Regions from separate parts of the Homo sapiens genome. Here region 2 is linked to region 1. The links are chromatin loops, found by intact Hi-C in ENCODE. Cell type or tissue: B cell. All regions are shown on one strand. Each heading gives the region's core, and the rest is flanking DNA. Links, peaks and the distances in the headings are about the cores only.

Region 1 (2,903 bases), core at 119-2,618:
TGAATACAGCCCAACACAAATTAGTAAACTTTCTTAAAATATTTAAAAATTTTTTTTGCGATTTTCTGCCGTGCACTGTGGCTCACGCCTGTAATCCCAGCACTTTGGGAGGCCGAGGCAGGCAGATTACAAGGTCAGGAGTTCAAGACCAGCCTGGCCAATATGTGAAACCCCATCTCTACTAAAAATACAAAAATTAGCCAGGTGTGGTGGCAGGCGTCTGTAGTCCCAGGTACTCAGGAGGCTGAGGCAGGAGAATCGCTTGAACCCGAAGGTGGAGGTTGCAGTGAGCCAAGATTACACCACTACACTCCAGTGTGGGCGACAGAGTGAGACTCTGGCTAAAAAAAAAAAATACAGTTTTTTTGCGATTTTTTTTCTTTCTTTTCTTTTTTCTTTTTTCTTTTTTTTTTTTTAGCTCATCAGCTTTGTTTTATGTGTGGCCCAAGACAATTCTTCTTTCAGTGTGGCCCAGGGAAGGCAAAAGATTGGACATCCCTGCCTTAAAGCAAGGAGTTGAAGGCCTGGTCAACACAGGGAGACTCCCACCTTCATTATTTAAGTATCCAAATAAAAAGAAAAATGTTAAAAAGTTGGAAAAGAAGCATTTCTCTTCTCTCTGTGAGAGGCTTCATTTATATAACAGTCCATCTTTGCTAGCCAAGCCCCTTTCTTTCCCTCTCTCAGAAGATGTCTTGCCACTACATCCGATTTGCCAACATAACATGTGATTTTTGGACCATAATGAGTCTGCATTCTTTGCTGTCCTCAGGATGGTATATAAGCTTTTCTGTGTTATTGCTGGGGAGTCTTCATTCTGAAGGCTCTTGTGTGTATACACTAAATAAATTTGTATGCCTTTTCAGAGTTACTCCAACTGCCTCATGTCAATGAGTTTTCAGCAAACCTTTAGGACAGACACCAAGGGCCTATTGCCCCCACAAAGCCACCCCCTTTGCCTCAGAGCAGGAAGGGAACCCAGACCAGGCCAAGAATGACCACACCAGGAGGGAGAAGCAGATGTCCTCCAGAGAGCCAGAAATGCAGATGAGGCAAAGCCAAAGCATCCTCATCTTCGCTCCCCTCACCCCCACTCCGCGCCCCCTCACAGTGTAGAAATGCTCTCTCCTTCCAGATCTTCATTTTCCTCAGCAGGAAACTCTCACCTGGTGATAATTTAAGCTCTGACCTAAATAAACTGTCAATTTCATAAACCCTGTTATAAGACAAACCCAACAAGTCTCACTGAGGCTGACCTTCACAGATTTTCTTCATATGTAACAATTACATTCTGACCCCAGCGACCCTATACATGTCAAAACCAAAACACTTCCCAGAAAATGGCCCCAGGCTCCAGAAGGGCAACCTCAGAAAGGATGGAACCCCCTAAGCGCACCTGCACGTGGGTCTCCTGCTTTCCAGGGCCCTGCAGCTTCTCAGAATCCACACTCTCTGCAGCTGTTCTGGGCAGCTGGAGGCCACCTGCAGGGGAAGGCGGGGAGCCCCGGAAGCCCCCAAGGAACTCCCTTTCCCTTCCTTTGCAGGCCCACACTGGCCTCAGGCTCTGCTGCCCCCTGTAGGTTATTCAGCTGTTTCTCACTTCATTGATCAGTTTCATGAGACAAACACCCTCAATCCCACTGTGTGAATAAGACACCAATAGAGTCCCTGCTCTCCTCATGATTGTGTGTATAAAGTGGGGAAGACAAATTCTAAGATATTTAAATGCATTAAAAGACTTCTAAATCGCAACTTGGTAGTGGCAGCTGAGGGCCCTGCAGCAGCAGCTGTTCTAAAGCACAAGCCAGGCAGTGGGATTGGGGCTCCTGGGATGTGGTGCCTGAGGTGGAGAGAGGCAGCAGCGCCCACAGAGCTCGGGCATGGATCTGATGCCCACCAAAATGGTAGTACCCAAAGGAGAAAGTTCGCATTTTCGGCCGGGCGCAGTGGCTCACATCTGTAATCCCAGCATTTTGGGAGGCGTAGATGGGGGGATAACCTGAGGTCAGGAGTTGCAGACCATCCTGGCCAACATGACAAAACCCCATCTCTACTAAAAGTACAAAAATTAGCTGGGCATGGTGGCAGGTGCCTGTAATCCCAGCTACTCAGGAGGCTGAGGCAGGAGAATCACCTGAACCTGGGAGGTGGAGGTTGCAGTGAGCCGAGATCAGGCCACTGCACTCCAGCCTAGGCGACAAGAGTGAGACCCTTTCTCAGAAAAAAAAAGAAAAAACTTGCACTCATTCTCCAAGCCCACGTGTGATACAATTCTTCCAGTATACCAAGGCAAGAACCTTAGGATACAGAAAGCCCTCTGTCCTTGTGATAAGGCAGGGGTCTAATTGAGCATGGTTCATGGTAGCTTGGAATTCCTGGGCTCAAGCCATCCTCCTGCCTCAGCCTCCCAAATAGCAGGAACTACAGGCAAGTGCCACCATGCGCAGCTAACATTTTTTGTTAATGAGGTGATGTATCACCATGTTGCCTTGGCTGGTCTCACTCCTAGCCTCAAGCAATCATCTGGCTTTGGTCTCCCAAAGGGCTGGGAGTAGAGGTGTGAGCCACTGTGCCTAGCCTATGTCACATTTAAATATTATGTTTTTAGAGAAAATTTTCTAAGAGTAAATAAATGTGATGCTGGTCTTATTTCTTTTATTTGCATATTTTAAACATTTTCAGCCGGGCACAATGGCTCACGCCTGTAATTGCAGCACTTTGGGAGGCCAAGCCAGGCGGATCACCTGAGGACAGGAGTTCGAGACCAGCCCGACCAACATGGAGTAACCCCATCTCTACTAAAAATTCAAAATTAGCCAGACGTGGTGGTGGGCGCCTGTAATCCCAGCTACTTGGGAGGCTGAGGCAGGAGAATCACTTGAACCTGGGAGGCGGAGGTTGCG
Region 2 (2,903 bases), core at 123-2,622, 80 kb before region 1:
CCCACCAACCCTGCTCCTCTATAAGCAACTCAGCACTCAGGAGGACCATTTCCCACCACCTCTTCCCCGATTCTGCCTTTGAAAAACCCCTGGCCGAGTTCGGTGGCTCACACCTGTAAACCCAGCACTTTGGGGGGCCGAGGTGAGCAGATCGCTTGAGCCCAGGAGTTCAAGACCAGCCTGGGCAACATGGCGAAACCCCATCTCTACCAAAAATACAAAAATTAGCCGCCTGCGCCTGTAGTCCCAGCTACTCGGGAGGGTGAGGCAGCACAATCACCTGAGCTGCTGCTCAGGTGGGTCCAGGATGCAGTGAGCCGTGATCGCGCCATGCACTCCAACCTGGGCGACAGAGTGAGACCTTGTTTAAAAAACAATTTTTAGCCGGGCCAGGTGGCTCACGCCTGTAATCCTAGCCCTTTAGGAGGCCGATGCGGGCGGATCACCTGAGGTCAGGAGTTCAAGACCACCTTGGCCAACACGGTGAAACCCCGTCTTTACTGAAAATACAGAAATCAGCAGGGCGTGGTGGCGTGCCTGTAACCCCAGCTACTAGGGAAGCTGAGCAGAAGAATCGCTTGAATCCGGGAGGCAGAGGTTGCACTGAGCCCAGATCGTGTCATTGCACTCCAGCCTGGGCAAAAAAGAGCGAGACTCTGTCTTAAAAAAAAAAAAAAAAATTGTAAGAAAAAAATATTAAAGAAAAATCCCTAACTATAAGCCTTCGGGGAGACTGATTTGAGTGCTAACTCTGTCTCCGTCTTCGGCGTTGCGTGGTCCATCTCGTGTCAAACATTTTCTTTACTGCAATGCCCTGGTCTTTCTTTTTGCAGCACAGGCAGGAAGAACCCCTCAGGCGATTACAACAACAAAGCATCTAGTACACATTGATCATGATGTGAACAAAAACACGACAGCAGTTGCCAAGCTCTAAGCCACAGACAGCAGGGAAAACATTTATCCGCTGTCACAAGTTCTCCACGCTAGGCCAGGCGCGGTGGCTCACGCCTCTATTCCCAGCACCGGGCCTGTTTAAGTTTTAACAGGAGAAAGGGGGCACTGAGGGCCTCACAGCGCAGCTCCTCCCGCACGAGCCCCACACCCAAGGCGGGATTGCCCCCATGACCCTCCCGTGGCCCCGCACAATATGGAGAGGCTCCGGGCTGCGGGCGCGGAGCTGTCCAGAGAGGGCTCCCGGGCTGGGGCCGCAGTCGCCGCGCGGCGACGAGACAGGGCGCCCAGGGGTCCCGGCTGCCGGCCCAGCCGCACCCGGCGGCCGAATGGACCGAAGGCCGAGCTGCGCCAGCGGGGCTCGGGCCCCAGACCTCGAGTCGCCGCGGGGAGGTCCGGGTCCCGGCACAGCCGGTTCCAGCCAGTTCCAACCAGCCTCCGCCTACCCTCCCCCAAGTCTCGGGACTCCCAGCGGGGGCTCACACTCACCATTTCCTGGCTTTCAGGTGACTCCCACGTCCAAAGCAGTCACAACACAGACGACAGGGCGACAGAAGTATGGCGGTGGCAACCGGTCCCTCTCAGAGCAGGAAAAACGGGGTGCCAACCTCACCCGGCGGGAGGGGCCAAAGACTGAGGCGAACGGCAATGTGACCCGCGGATAAACAGTTGGCCGGGCCCCACCCCGGCGACTCTGATTGGGTGGAGCGCCAGGCCCCGCCCCCTGCATCCTGAGTGACAGCAGAAGTCCTGGGTAACAGGGCCAAGCAGAGCAGGACTGACCGCTTCAAGCCACAGTCCAAGGTCAAGTTCCCTCTCTACGCCCTGCTCTTTGAAAATTTGCATTTCGGCCAAACTTGCTCGTCTTAATTACTAGAAGTGGCTCTGTCAATGGTCTGTCCCTGCTTCTTCGTCCTGCACAGTGTCATAAGTGTGTGCAGGGAGTTCCAGACTCTATGTTTAATAGAGGTGAAAGCAATTAAAATATTTTATTCCAAAATATATTTATTTGGCAATTTCGAATGGCTGCAGCTTTGCCCTTGCACAACTGTCTTCTGGGGGGTGAAATTTGCGTCTATGGAGTATTTCCATTAGTGAAGCCATGCCCCCTCTCCCCTTTTCCCTTTCCCTGATCCGGGAGAAATTGAGAGTCTGACACTTTTAAAAGTCTGGAAAGCCGGGCGCGGCGGCTCACGCCTGTAATTTCAGCACTTTGGGAGGCCGAGGCGGGTATATCACCTGTGGTCGGGAGTTCGAGACCAGCCTGGCCAACATGGTGAAACCACATCTCTACTAAAATACAAAATATTAGCCAGTCGTGGTGGCGGACGCCTGTAATCCTAGCTATGTGGGAGGCTGAGGCAGGAGAATCACTTGAAGCTGGGAGGCGGAGGTTGCAGTGAGCCGAGATCATGCCACTGGACTCCAGCCTGGGCAACAAGAATGAAACTCCGTCTCAAAAAAAACAAAAACAAAAAAAGTCTGGAAAGAGGCCAGGCAAGGTGGCTGGGGCCTGTAATACCAGCACTTTAGGAGGCCAGGGCAGGAGAATCACTTTGGCCCAGGAGTCGAGGGCTGCAGTGAGCTGTGATTGCACCAGTACACTCCAGCCTGGGCAACAGAGTGAGACCAAAAAACAAAATAAGTAAGAAATTCTGGTTTTGCTTTTTTTTTTTTTTTTTTTTGAGATGGTGTCTTGCTCTGTTGCCCAGGCTGGAGTGAGTGACGCGATCTCGGCTCACCGCAAGCTCCGCCTCCCGGGTTCACGCCATTCTCCTGTCTCAGCCTCCCGAGTAGCTGGGACCACAGGCGCCTGCCACCATGCCTGGCTAATTTTTTGTGCTTTTAGTAGAGACGGGGTTTCACCGTGTTAGCCACGATGGTCTCGATCTCCTGACCTCGTGATCCGCCCGTCTCGGCCTCCCAAAGTGCTGGGATTACAGGCGTGAGCA

The links. Hi-C counts contacts between places; a loop is a spot of excess contacts. Peaks named below come from ENCODE experiments on the same cell type or tissue, not always from the same donor. Only the 100,000 strongest peaks of a DNase experiment are listed, where the experiment ranks them.
Region 2: a loop joins it to region 1, with 6 times the contacts of the local background. A loop is called at or near these places in 3 of 110 quality-filtered maps.

Annotation. Positions count from the first base shown.
Region 1 is chr19:11,983,776-11,986,678 of GRCh38, reverse strand. No RefSeq gene overlaps it. Among named protein-coding and RNA genes, the nearest start is that of ZNF433-AS1, 2.4 kb to the left of the region's middle. In B cell, for the core only: a CTCF peak has its summit at 1,613 (motif pointing left); a DNase peak (open chromatin) is centred at 1,558.
Region 2 is chr19:12,063,414-12,066,316 of GRCh38, reverse strand. ZNF844 (zinc finger protein 844) reads right to left here and starts at 1,586. Exons shown (of 4, transcript NM_001136501.3): 1 at 1,441-1,586. The coding sequence starts at 1,443. RefSeq lists a silencer at 1,142-1,321 and an enhancer at 1,412-1,501. In B cell, for the core only: no CTCF peak of the experiment used is centred there; a DNase peak (open chromatin) is centred at 1,586; H3K4me3 peaks cover 1,766 bases; H3K27ac peaks cover 910 bases.